Regions from separate parts of the Homo sapiens genome. Here region 1 is linked to region 2. Evidence: read pairs that join two places in POLR2A ChIA-PET (ENCODE). Cell type or tissue: A673. All regions are shown on one strand. Links, peaks and the distances in the headings refer to the core of each region. The heading gives the core; the rest is flanking DNA. Region 1 overlaps CDK14 (cyclin dependent kinase 14). Region 2 overlaps CDK14 (cyclin dependent kinase 14).

The links. ChIA-PET counts read pairs that join two places held together with the same protein. Peaks named below come from ENCODE experiments on the same cell type or tissue, not always from the same donor. Only the 100,000 strongest peaks of a DNase experiment are listed, where the experiment ranks them.
Region 1: POLR2A ChIA-PET joins it to region 2 with 6 read pairs; 3 of 35 experiments call an interaction of 5 or more read pairs at or near these places.

What each region holds. Positions count from the first base shown.
Region 1 is chr7:90,694,039-90,699,421 of GRCh38, forward strand. The region is part of intron 2 of CDK14 (cyclin dependent kinase 14); the gene reads left to right. Among named protein-coding and RNA genes, the nearest start is that of CDK14, 100 kb to the left of the region's middle. In A673, for the core only: no CTCF peak of the experiment used is centred there; no DNase peak of the experiment used is centred there.
Region 2 is chr7:90,775,579-90,780,961 of GRCh38, forward strand. The region is part of intron 4 of CDK14 (cyclin dependent kinase 14); the gene reads left to right. Among named protein-coding and RNA genes, the nearest start is that of CDK14, 180 kb to the left of the region's middle. RefSeq lists an enhancer at 1,534-1,593. In A673, for the core only: no CTCF peak of the experiment used is centred there; a DNase peak (open chromatin) is centred at 3,133; H3K27ac peaks cover 4,168 bases.

The sequences.
Region 1 (5,383 bases), core at 223-5,222, 81 kb before region 2:
GATGTTCAAGAGGTGGGAAGGAAGGAAGACTGGATGACTGTGATTAGAGTCTGCTTCAGGGTAGAGAGCTTACCTTTTATTATCTTTGTGCCTTAGGGCTTGGCACTGTGCCTGATGTGTAGGTGTTCATTATATGATTTTGTGAAGCAGTCAAAGATGGAATAACTATCAAATAAGATGTTAAGAGTAATCTCTAAGGTTAAGAGGAAAAAGTAATGATTACATTATAAATACTAAGGAAACAGAAGCAGCAAAGAGGAATAGAAGGCAAATAAGGATTTTAAAAAAACAGTTAAAACATACCCATTTAACTTGAATTGAATGTCGTTTGATTACAAATTAAACGTAGTAAACTGACAATATGTATTTGATATTAAACTTCTTTACAGTAGTAAATATTAGGTATTGAAATCAAGCCTATTTTTTAACCATAAAAATACAGGACTTTTAATATGCCCCTTGTCTAGACCAACTGAACTTTATTTTACTTTAATTTGAAGTTTGTATTGGATAAAATATTTTGGTATCTTAATAATCAGATACCAGATTTTTACTAATTAAAATAACTATAATTGAATTTTCTTTTTGAATATTTTACCATTCAATGTAGTATTAACATTTAATATTATAAGTTAACTGATAAACTGCATGCATAGGAATTTGTGTGCATTAATTAAGGACTGTCATGTAAGTGTTCTTAAACTGAAGAGTTAATTGATTAAAAATTGAAAATATTCAAATGAGAACATGCTGAGAAAATATTTCATGGGAAAATGGATCAGGTGAAGGTTTGTGAGCAAGAAACTATGAATGCCTTTTAGGTGTGAATGATAAGGGATTAAAAATCATTTAAGACTTGTATGCTTATATATCTTATCTGTGTGTGGATCTGGAACAGCTAAGCTGCTACTTCAACTAAGACCAGACATGATATGTGAGTTATATAATCTTATGTGATCAGAATAATTCTTCCCAAAAGAAATTTTGATTGCTGTTTCCCTGCTTATGACACCCTGTTGCCTACAAGATGACACTCAACTCAGGCGGGCACACAGGACCCTTCATGATTGCCCTTTGTCTTGCTTTCAGCCTTATCTACACTTCATCTTTCACCTGTGCTCCTTCCTTGTCCCCCACTTTCCCCAGATTTCTTGTAGGGAATTTTCTGTATTCCTTTAAATATGTTGTAATATTTTCTACCTCATTTATTTGCTCAGGCTGCTCTTTCTGCCTTGAAATCCCCTGACATTATGAGGTCCTAAAAATATAACTTGAAAAATATTTAATGGTTTCTTTGGCGTCATACCATGTGTATTAAAAGTAATAAACAATTGAAATGTATATTCTCTACCTTGGTAACAATGGGTAAGAGTATAGAAATGACTTACTCATATATTCATTCAACAAATGTTTACTGAGCGTCTACTATTTACCAGGCACAGTTCTTGGCCCTGGAGATTTGAGATTGAGCAAAATAGACAAATCTCTGCCACCAAGGAACTTTTACACAAGTGGGGATGGCAGGCAGATAATAAACGGATATGACCAGGCTGAATTTCTGAGGAATATAAACAAAAGCAAGGAAAGGGGAAAAACGGATGGGAGGTGGGTGTTGATAAATGGTCAGGGAAGGCATTTCTGAGAAGGTGACATGTGAGTGTAGATGTGAAAGAAGGGAGGGAGCAAACCATGGGAATATCTGGAGGAAGAATGTTTCAGGAGGAGGGTGCAACAGCCTTGAGTATAGACGGCTTAGTGTTCTTAAGGAACAGGAAGGAGTTCATGGTGGCTGGAGTGGAATGAGCAAAGGGTCTGGGGGAGAAGGTCAGAGAGGTCGTACCTTGCTGGTCCTGGTTGGGGTGTAGCAATTTACTCCAAGTCAGAAGCTCTTTGAGCTTTTGAGCAGGATGGTGATAATTAAAAAAACCCTGCCTGTTGTGTAGAATGTAGACTGCATCGGGAAGAAGAATGTGAGAATAGCTGCAGAAAGACCAGTTAGGAGGCTGTGGTCATCACCTAGGTGAGATGTGTTGGTCGCCTGTATTAGGATGGGAGCAGTGGAGCTGCTGAGAAGTAGTGGGATTTAAGTATGTTCTGAAAGGAGAGCCAAGGGAACTAGCTTGTTGGAGTGGATATAGGGTAGCAGAGTACAATCAAGGATTCTGAAGTTTTTCACTAGAGAAATTTGAGTGATGTAAAGGTAGGCTCATATTGAGATGGGGGAATATCGGAAGGAGGAGCAAGGTTTTTGAGAGGTTATGGAATCAGGAATTTGATTTGGTTTTGTACTTCTTCTTCTTTTTTTTTTTTTTTTTTTTTTGAGACAGAGACTGGCTCTGTTGCCCAGGCTGGATTGCAATGGCACAACCTCAGCTCACTGCAACCTCCGCCTCCCGGGTTCAAGTGATTCTTGTGCCTCAGCCTCCCGAGTAGCTGGGATTACAGGCATGCACCACCATGCCTGGTTAATTTTTGTATTTTGGCCAGGCTTCTGTCAAACTCCTGGCCTCAAGTGATCCGCCCACCTCAGCCGTTTTGTACAGCTTAAGTTTAAGATTCCTATTATGTATCCTAAAGGATTTGTCACATAAGTATTTGGATATGTGAGTCTGAGGATGAGGGAAAGGTAGGACCTGGAAATACAAAATTGGGAACCCTCAGTTTACTGACGGTACTTAAGGAAGAGGTTAGGATAGGAGTCACCTAAAGAGGGAGTGTAGGCAGAGATGGCAAGAGGCCCAAGGTCCCCATCCTGGGACACATGTCTTTATAGGTTGGGAAGGGAAGAGTGTCCAGCAAAGGATTCTGAGGAGGCAGAGCCAGTGAAGTAGGAGGAAAACTACGGGAGTGTGGTATTTGGAGTCAAAGTGAAGAAAGAGTTTCAGGAAGGAGGAGGTGATCAATTGTGTCAGATGCTGCTGAGAGGTTCAGATGAGGTCTGGGAATTGCCCACTGGTATTGCCATTGAGGAGGCTTGCTGACCTTTAGTGGAGTGGAGAGGATAGAAATCTGATTAAAATGGGTTTAAGAATGAATGGACTGAGGAAGTGGAACCAGTTGGGATCAACTCCTCTTTTTGAGGAATTTTGATATGAAGAGGAACAGAGAAATGGAGTAGCAGCTGAGAGCGGTTCAGAATCAAGGTAGATTTAAAGTAGGAGACAACTTTGGAAATAATGATAGTTTTATTCCCCTTTTCTTCTTTGTTAAAAAGAAGACATGACTTACCTGAGGAAATTCTTAGCTTTAATATCTACAGTCGCTATAACATGAGAAAATTGTCATTGAACGAGATAGCACTTTTTGCATTGTGGTGCTAAAAAAAAATCTTTATTTTTGTAGAGATGGGGTCTTGCTGTGTTGGCCAGCCTTGTCTTGAACTCCTGTCCTCAAGCAGTTCTCCTGCCTTGGCCTCCCAAAGTGTTGGGATTACAGGTGCGAGCTACTGTATTTGGCCTAAAAAATCGTTTTATAAAGCATCAGATTTCAGTGCAGTTACAATGTGCTTTCTTCCTTTAGCTTTTCGGATGTTACATAGTGCCTTTGAATTATATGGAGCTGAACTGCCCCATGTGAGATTTTCTATAAACCTAGAAGTAATTTCAGAATAAAAATTTTACACAATTATATGTCTGAAACAAAATTGGTGAAAGTTCTGTTACTCTAATTCTTGTAGAATATCTAAATAGTATTAAAAGAATCAAATAACTTTTCCAAGTAATTCCTTCCACTTAAAAAAAAGTGTTGCGGCCGGGCACGGTGGCTCACACCTGTAATCCCAGCACTTTGGGAGGCTGAGGCAGGTGGATCACGAGGTCAGGAGATCCAGACCATCCTGGCTAACACGGTGAAACCCCATCTCTACGAAAAATACAAAAAATTAGCTGGGCATGGTGGCGGGCGCCTGTATTCCCAGCTACTTGGGAGGCTGAGGCAGGAGAATGGTGTGAACCCAGGAGGTGGAGCTTTCAGTGAGCTGAGATCACGTCACTGCACTCCAGCCTGGGTGACAGAGCAAGACTCTGTCTCAAAAAAAAAAAAAAAAAAAAAAGAAAAAGAAAAAAAGTGTTGCATGGGTATGTCAATTAAAAAAAGTACTTAAAGAAAATTAGCTGATTCGTGCTACTTGATGTTTTACTTGATGTTTGTTCTGATAGGTAGGATTAATTCTACTTAAAATTATACTGTTCTGGTACTACATTTTATAAGTGTTTACATGCTCATTTTAATTTCCTGCTAATTGCAATGATAGCACAATAATGAATTCTACCTATAAATTACATTATCTACTATTAAAATACAGTTTCTTGGTTGTGACACTTTATGCTACTCCACAAAGAGGGAAAATACTTTTGTAAATGAAAGGAAGAGCAGAATGGTGGTGGGTTTTTCTGACTGGTATTTAACATGTGGATAGATTCTTCATACATAGATAATATGCATCATGGGTGAGTCACCAAATTTTAATAAGAAAACCAATTATTTGTGTATATTTTGAAAGATGATGCCTCATAATTTTATTCCTCCTTTGATCAGATAGGACATTTTGTTTAGTAAAATTTCAGAAGACAGATTCCTGCTTCCTGATTGGCATCAATTATCTTACAACACCCCCAATTTTTTTGGAAATGTATGCCTGCCAACTCTTTATTTGAAGAGTTATTTGCTTGCTTTGGCAAAATTGACTCTTGATGAGTGTTCCCCTCTTCTAGCATTTGCTACTCACTAAATTTTCCTCGTGTGTGCTGATGGTGGTAAAAACTCTTGTCACCTTTCTAATCTGTTTGGTAAACCTTATCTTTGATACTTCATTATGTAACCATGGGTTCTCAGTTCTCTCTCGACTCTTACCCTGCAGCTTTGTAGTTACAAGGGGAAATATGACAGTGAGAAAGGAAGAAAATCCACAGAGAGAGAAGAGACTGTGCACTGAACTTTTTCATTAAAACTTTTATAAACTATAAATAGCTCCTTTCACCTTTAGTCAAAGGAAATATCAAGAAGGCCTGTAGGGTAGCTCCCTATGGCTGTTTAAAAAGTGTTTGATTTTTATGGAATAGTGCAAAAGCAAATTGCAAAGTCAATAGAAACAGGAATACTGGAGAAGAATTGACAGGAACTGATAAAATTAAGGAGTGACTGAGAAAATGAGTCTGACAGCCCATGGCTGATACAGAAGAAAGTGCCAGACTGATCTGAACCAAGAGAACCAAGACAAGTACAAGCCCTCCTGCAGAAGTACAGGACCCAGGATGGGAGTCTGTGGTTCCTAACAGCTTAGTGCCTGATCACACTTAAACATACATTATGCTTATCACTGGATTGCAATAACGCTTGCTTTACTGAACACTATTCTAAGTAGTTTGTACATCATTTAGCCCTG
Region 2 (5,383 bases), core at 158-5,157:
GTGTGCTTGAAAGTAGGACCAGAGAAAAACGAAAATACCTCCTCCTCCCCCTCCCCCTTCCCCTCCCCCTTCCCCTCCCCCTTTCTCCTCCTCCTCTTCTCATTTTCCTTCTCCTCCTCCTCTCCTTTTCCTTCTCCTCCTCCTCTCCTCTCCTCCTCTTCTCCTTCTCCTCTTCCTCCTCCTCTTTCTCCCCCCCACCCTTCTCCTACCTGGCTTCCTCCTTCCCCTTTTCTTCCTTCTTAGTTTTTGTTATTTGGTGTTTGTTTGCCTTCACAGAATTCCTTTCTTCATAGTTTTCAGTGTATGTGGGTATTATATGGTACATGTGGCATTATATGGTACATGTGGGTATTATGTTTATGTATAAAAACTCATAGAGAACTAATTAACATAGTAGGTTTCAAATCTCAGTATGTGTGAAAAATCAATCTGAAAAACTCATAAGGATCTACATTTACTTATTTTTTATGAAACTATCCCATCTCATCAAACACGGCCCTTCTCTAGTAATTTCAAGAGTATGTGTAAACAACTACTTTTTACCTCTGTGGATGACTTGGAGATTTTTCCTGTGCTTTGCCTTCTTTTGATGTGTTTGGAGTTCTTCCATTCCTGGTCCTTGATAACTTTGCCTTACTTTTGTTTAGAATTTTTCCTTCTTTCATCATTCATTTTGGTTGCTTGGTACTTTCCTGTCTTCTCTGTTAGCTGGTAATCTCCTCAAGGGCTGTATGCATGTTATTTCTTGCTCCACCTGGAACAATTCCTTGCATCTAGGAAGTATTTCTCTTCAAAGTCCTGAGAAGTATACAACCCATAGCCCTAAAACTCCAGAAGGTTAATGTATTAAAATGGATGATTAAAGTCTCTCAAAACCGAACAATCAAACATCAAAGCAGATAAGCACAAGTCATCTCAATGAGAGAAGTGGAAGAATTAGAAACCGAGTGTGAGCTCGGCTTTAAAGTTCACACACACAGGGGTCATGGGGATAGAAAGGTCACAGAAGAAGTGCAAGCACTCACCTCCTGATATCATTGTTTCCAGGGAGAGTTAGTTTCAGGCATGAAAGTGCAGAACAAATGTAGATGTGAATTAAATTAACAAATGTCTTAGGACATTTGATAGTACTTTGGTTCTCTTTGGAGTTCTGATTGAAGACTTGAGATGACTGTTGCACAGAATTTTAAAGAAATTTGGAGTTGAAACTGTTTCATCACTGTCCGTGATCTTTGAGGATCTATGAAAAATTGGAGAGGCATTAGCAGTCTTGAGATGTCCAAACCTTTACAGAAGACGATAAATCTATGAACCAGAACCGAAGGAAATGGTGTGACATTCCCCTTGCACGCTCTTCTTGTTCCCCCTTCTCTAATGAAAATACTGTTCCGATGGTTTCTCAACAATTAGAAAGCAAAATAGTGACACGAAGTTAGTTAAAAAAAAAAAAAAAGTCATACTTAAATAACCTTAATTCCTTGTTTGGATCAGATTTTTAAGCTAGTAGACTTGCAGAACACTGTAGCTATTATATATCTGCTTATTTTAAAAATGTTGCTAAATGTTCCCAGTTATGTTCTGGTAGATAAGAGGATCATAGGCAGTTGGATGATGTGCTGTTGCTGGTGGTGGATCTAAAACAGGCTGTTCAGCTATACCTGAGAGTAGTAAGTTTTCCAGTAAGGTGCTGTTTCAGTATCTCTTTTACGTGGTAAGGACTTGGCTCATTTGTTTACCACTGAGCTTTCAACTATGAGGACACTCAAAATAGTTGAAAAACTTTTGAATGTTTATAGTAAAAAGGCGACTTCAGTTTTGGAGAGACCAGGCAAAGGAAGAGAGGCAGTGAGAAGCTGGTGTTGGAACCTGAAGGTTTAACACAATGATTTTCAGTCCTGGTTGCACGTTAGAATCACTGCGGGTGTTTTTACAAATACAGATGCTAGGACTTTACCCCACACCAGTTAAATCAGGGGCAGAGCTAGGCATTGTTGTTTCAAATCTCCTCTGGTGATTCTGATATGTAGCCAAGGTTGAGGACCTGTACCTTGTCATCTGTGCAGCTGCAAAAGCTCGGCCCATCCCTCTCCATGCTTTGCCTAGTGCACATAGGGGCAGCTGTGCCGAGCAGCAGCCAAAACAGTAGCCTCTATTCCACTGCTTCCAAGAGACTGCCAGGATGGAATCCTCTGTGCCTCACATCACTGTGTCATATCCCAGGCACTATCCAAAGTAAAAAAACTCCCTGATCATCCACTATGCCTCAGACTGCACCCTCATATTTCTTCTTCCCTTTTGTTTTTAACCATTTGCAAGTATCATGTTTCTTAATGTGTGCCCCACACTGTCCCTTTCCTCCATCCTTTAGGCTCTTTCCATGTGTTCTAGATATAGAACATCATTCTCTGATCAGGAAATTCCTACATATTTTCTACCTCTTCTCTGAGTGTTTACTTCTGCTTTAACAGAAAACTGGCTGTCTCTTGCAGTCCCCCAAGTAACTCATAAATTTATATGTCTGGCCTAGATTTTTCTACTGAGATCCAGACTCATAAATACCAATGCTTCCTTTATGTCTCCAGTTGGATGTTCCCAGACTAAGATCTTTTTCCCAAACAGAACTCTTGATACATTTTGTCTAAATCTTTCATCCTTTAATTTCACTCATTTCAGTAAATGATACCTACATCCACTTAGATGCTAAAATCAGGAAGTAATGGAGTCATCCTTTATAATTTCCGTATCCCAATTCAGTTTATCCTAACAGCCTGTTTGTTCTGTCTTCAAAATACCATTTTCCTTTTTTCCCATTGCTCTTACCAGTACCCTGGTGAGAATAGCCACCAAGTTTCACCCAGAGCCCCACAACAGCTTTCTGACTGCCCTTCCGGCTCCCACTGTGTGCTCCTGCAGGAATTCTCCACACCATAGCGAGTGAGCTGCAGACACAGAAGTTAATCATGCTGTTACCCTTCTTAAGATCTTTCAGTGTTTTTTGTATCAGTCCTTTATGCAGCCCAGAAGGCCCTTCGTGATCTGGCTCCTGTCCTCTCTAGCTCTTCCACCCACACCTCACTAGCTCTATCCTTCTTCCCCCATTTTTTCTTTCCCTTCCTCCTTCTCTTCTTTATTTTTGTTTAACACATCACATTCTCACCCTCTGAGCTTTTGTGCAGGTTGTTCCATCTGCCTGGAATGTTCTTGGTTTATTCTTTTATCTTCCTTTTTTCAGCTTAATCCTTTCCTGTGGAATGTAAAAATTGACCGACCTTCCTTCCTTCCTTCCTTCCTTCCTTCCTTCCTTCCTTCCTTCCTTCCTTCTTTTCTCTCTCCTCTCTCTTTTCTCTCTTTCTTTTCTTTCTCTCTTCTTTTCTCTTTTTTAAGACATGGGCAACTGGACACGGTGGCTCACGTCTGTAATCCCAGCACTTTGGTAGGCCGAGGGGTGGATCATAGTGAGTTCAGGTGTTCGAGACCAGCCTGGCCAACATGGTGAAACCCCGTCTCTACTACAGATACAAAAAATTAGCTGGGCGTGGTGGTGCATACCTGTAATCTCAGTTACTCGGGAGGCTGAGGCAGGAGAATTGCTTGAACCCAGGAGGCAGAGGTTGCAGTGAGCCGAGATTGCGCCATTGTACTCCAGCCTGGGCAACAGGGTGAGACTCCGTCTCAAAAAAAGAAAAAAATATAAAAAGATGTGCATGCTGTGTTGCCTAGGCTGAAGTGCGTGGTACAATCATAGCTTGCTATAACCTTGAACTCTTGGGCTCTAGTGGTTCCCCGACCTCAGCATCCTAAGTAGCTGGGACTACAGGCACGTGCCACCATGCTCAACTATTTTTTAAATTTTTGTAGGGAGAAGGGATTTTGCTGTGTGGCCCAGGCATGTCTCAAACCCCTGGTCAGAAGTGATCTTCCTGCCCCAGCCTCCCTATTTCTTTTATATAGCGTGCTGAGATTTTCCCTTATCACATTTATACCAATGCATATTGTATTCTTTAAAAAAGAACTTATTATAGAAAATAACTAGTAGAGAGCATAGTCATAAACTTCCATGAAGCCATCACCCATCTTCAAACATGGGCAACTCATGACTGATCATATTTCATCTATATTCATTCCCTGCAATTATTTTGAAAGAAAACCCCGGACCTTATATTACTTTATATTAGATTTATTTTTTGAAAGATAAGCATTGTGTTTTAAAACACATGACAATACTATATGATAACATGTAAAAAGTTAAATGTTCCTTAATATCAACTATACAGTATTAAAATACACTTTGTTTGAATCCAGAAAAATTGAGTCTATACATTGCAATGAATTGCAGTTACATGTCAATCTTTTAGTCCATGGGTTACCCCTACCATGCCTTTTTTCCCCTTGAAGTTGATTTGTTGAAGAAACAGATTAATTTCTCCTATAGAGCTTTAGAAGTCTGGATTTTCCTTATTGTTTCCTAATGGTGTTATTTAACTTGTTCCCTTATGCCTTTTAAATAAGTAGTTAGATTTAGACTTGGTCAGAATCTAACTGTTGATAATCTACTAAGTGATTATGGTTAGCAAAATGGTGATATTCAAATTCTGTCTTTCCGTCTTCATTTGTTACATGCAGTGCATCTATAGAGAAACTTCCTCAAATCAACTACAATATTTAATTATACTGAGGTACAGTGTATATGAAAGGGTATGAAAGGGAAGGAAAATGTTTGATATATTCTGTATTTAGAAAGTTTTAAAGTAATGAAATGATTCTGTAATACCCTCCAAAATGACCAATTAGGTTTTTTATTTCATTTTAAAACTTATAAATTTATTTATTTATTTTTATTTTTATTTTATTTTATTATTATTATACTTTAAGTTTTAGGGTACATGTGCACAATGTGCAGGTTAGTTACATATGTATACATGTGCCATGTTGGTATGCTGCACCCATTAACTCGTCATTTAGTATTAGGTATATCTCCTAAAGCTATCCCTCCCCCCTCCCCCCACCCCACAACATTCCCCAGAGTGTGATGTTCCCCTTCCTGTGTCCATGTGTTCTCATTGTTCAATACGGTGTTTGGTTTTTTGTTCTTGCGATAGTTAATGAGAATGATGATTTCCAATTTCATCCATGTCCCTACAAAGAACATGAACTCATCATTTTATATGGCTCCATAGTATTCCATGGTGTATATGTGCCACATTTTCTTAATCCAGTCTATCATTGTTGGACATTTGGGTTGGTTCCAAGTCTTTGCTATTGTGAATAGTGCCGCAATAAACATACGTGTGCATGTGTCTTTATAGTAGCATGATTTATAATCCTTTGGGTATATACCCAGTAATGGGATGGCTGGGTCAAATGGTATTTCTAGTTCTAGATC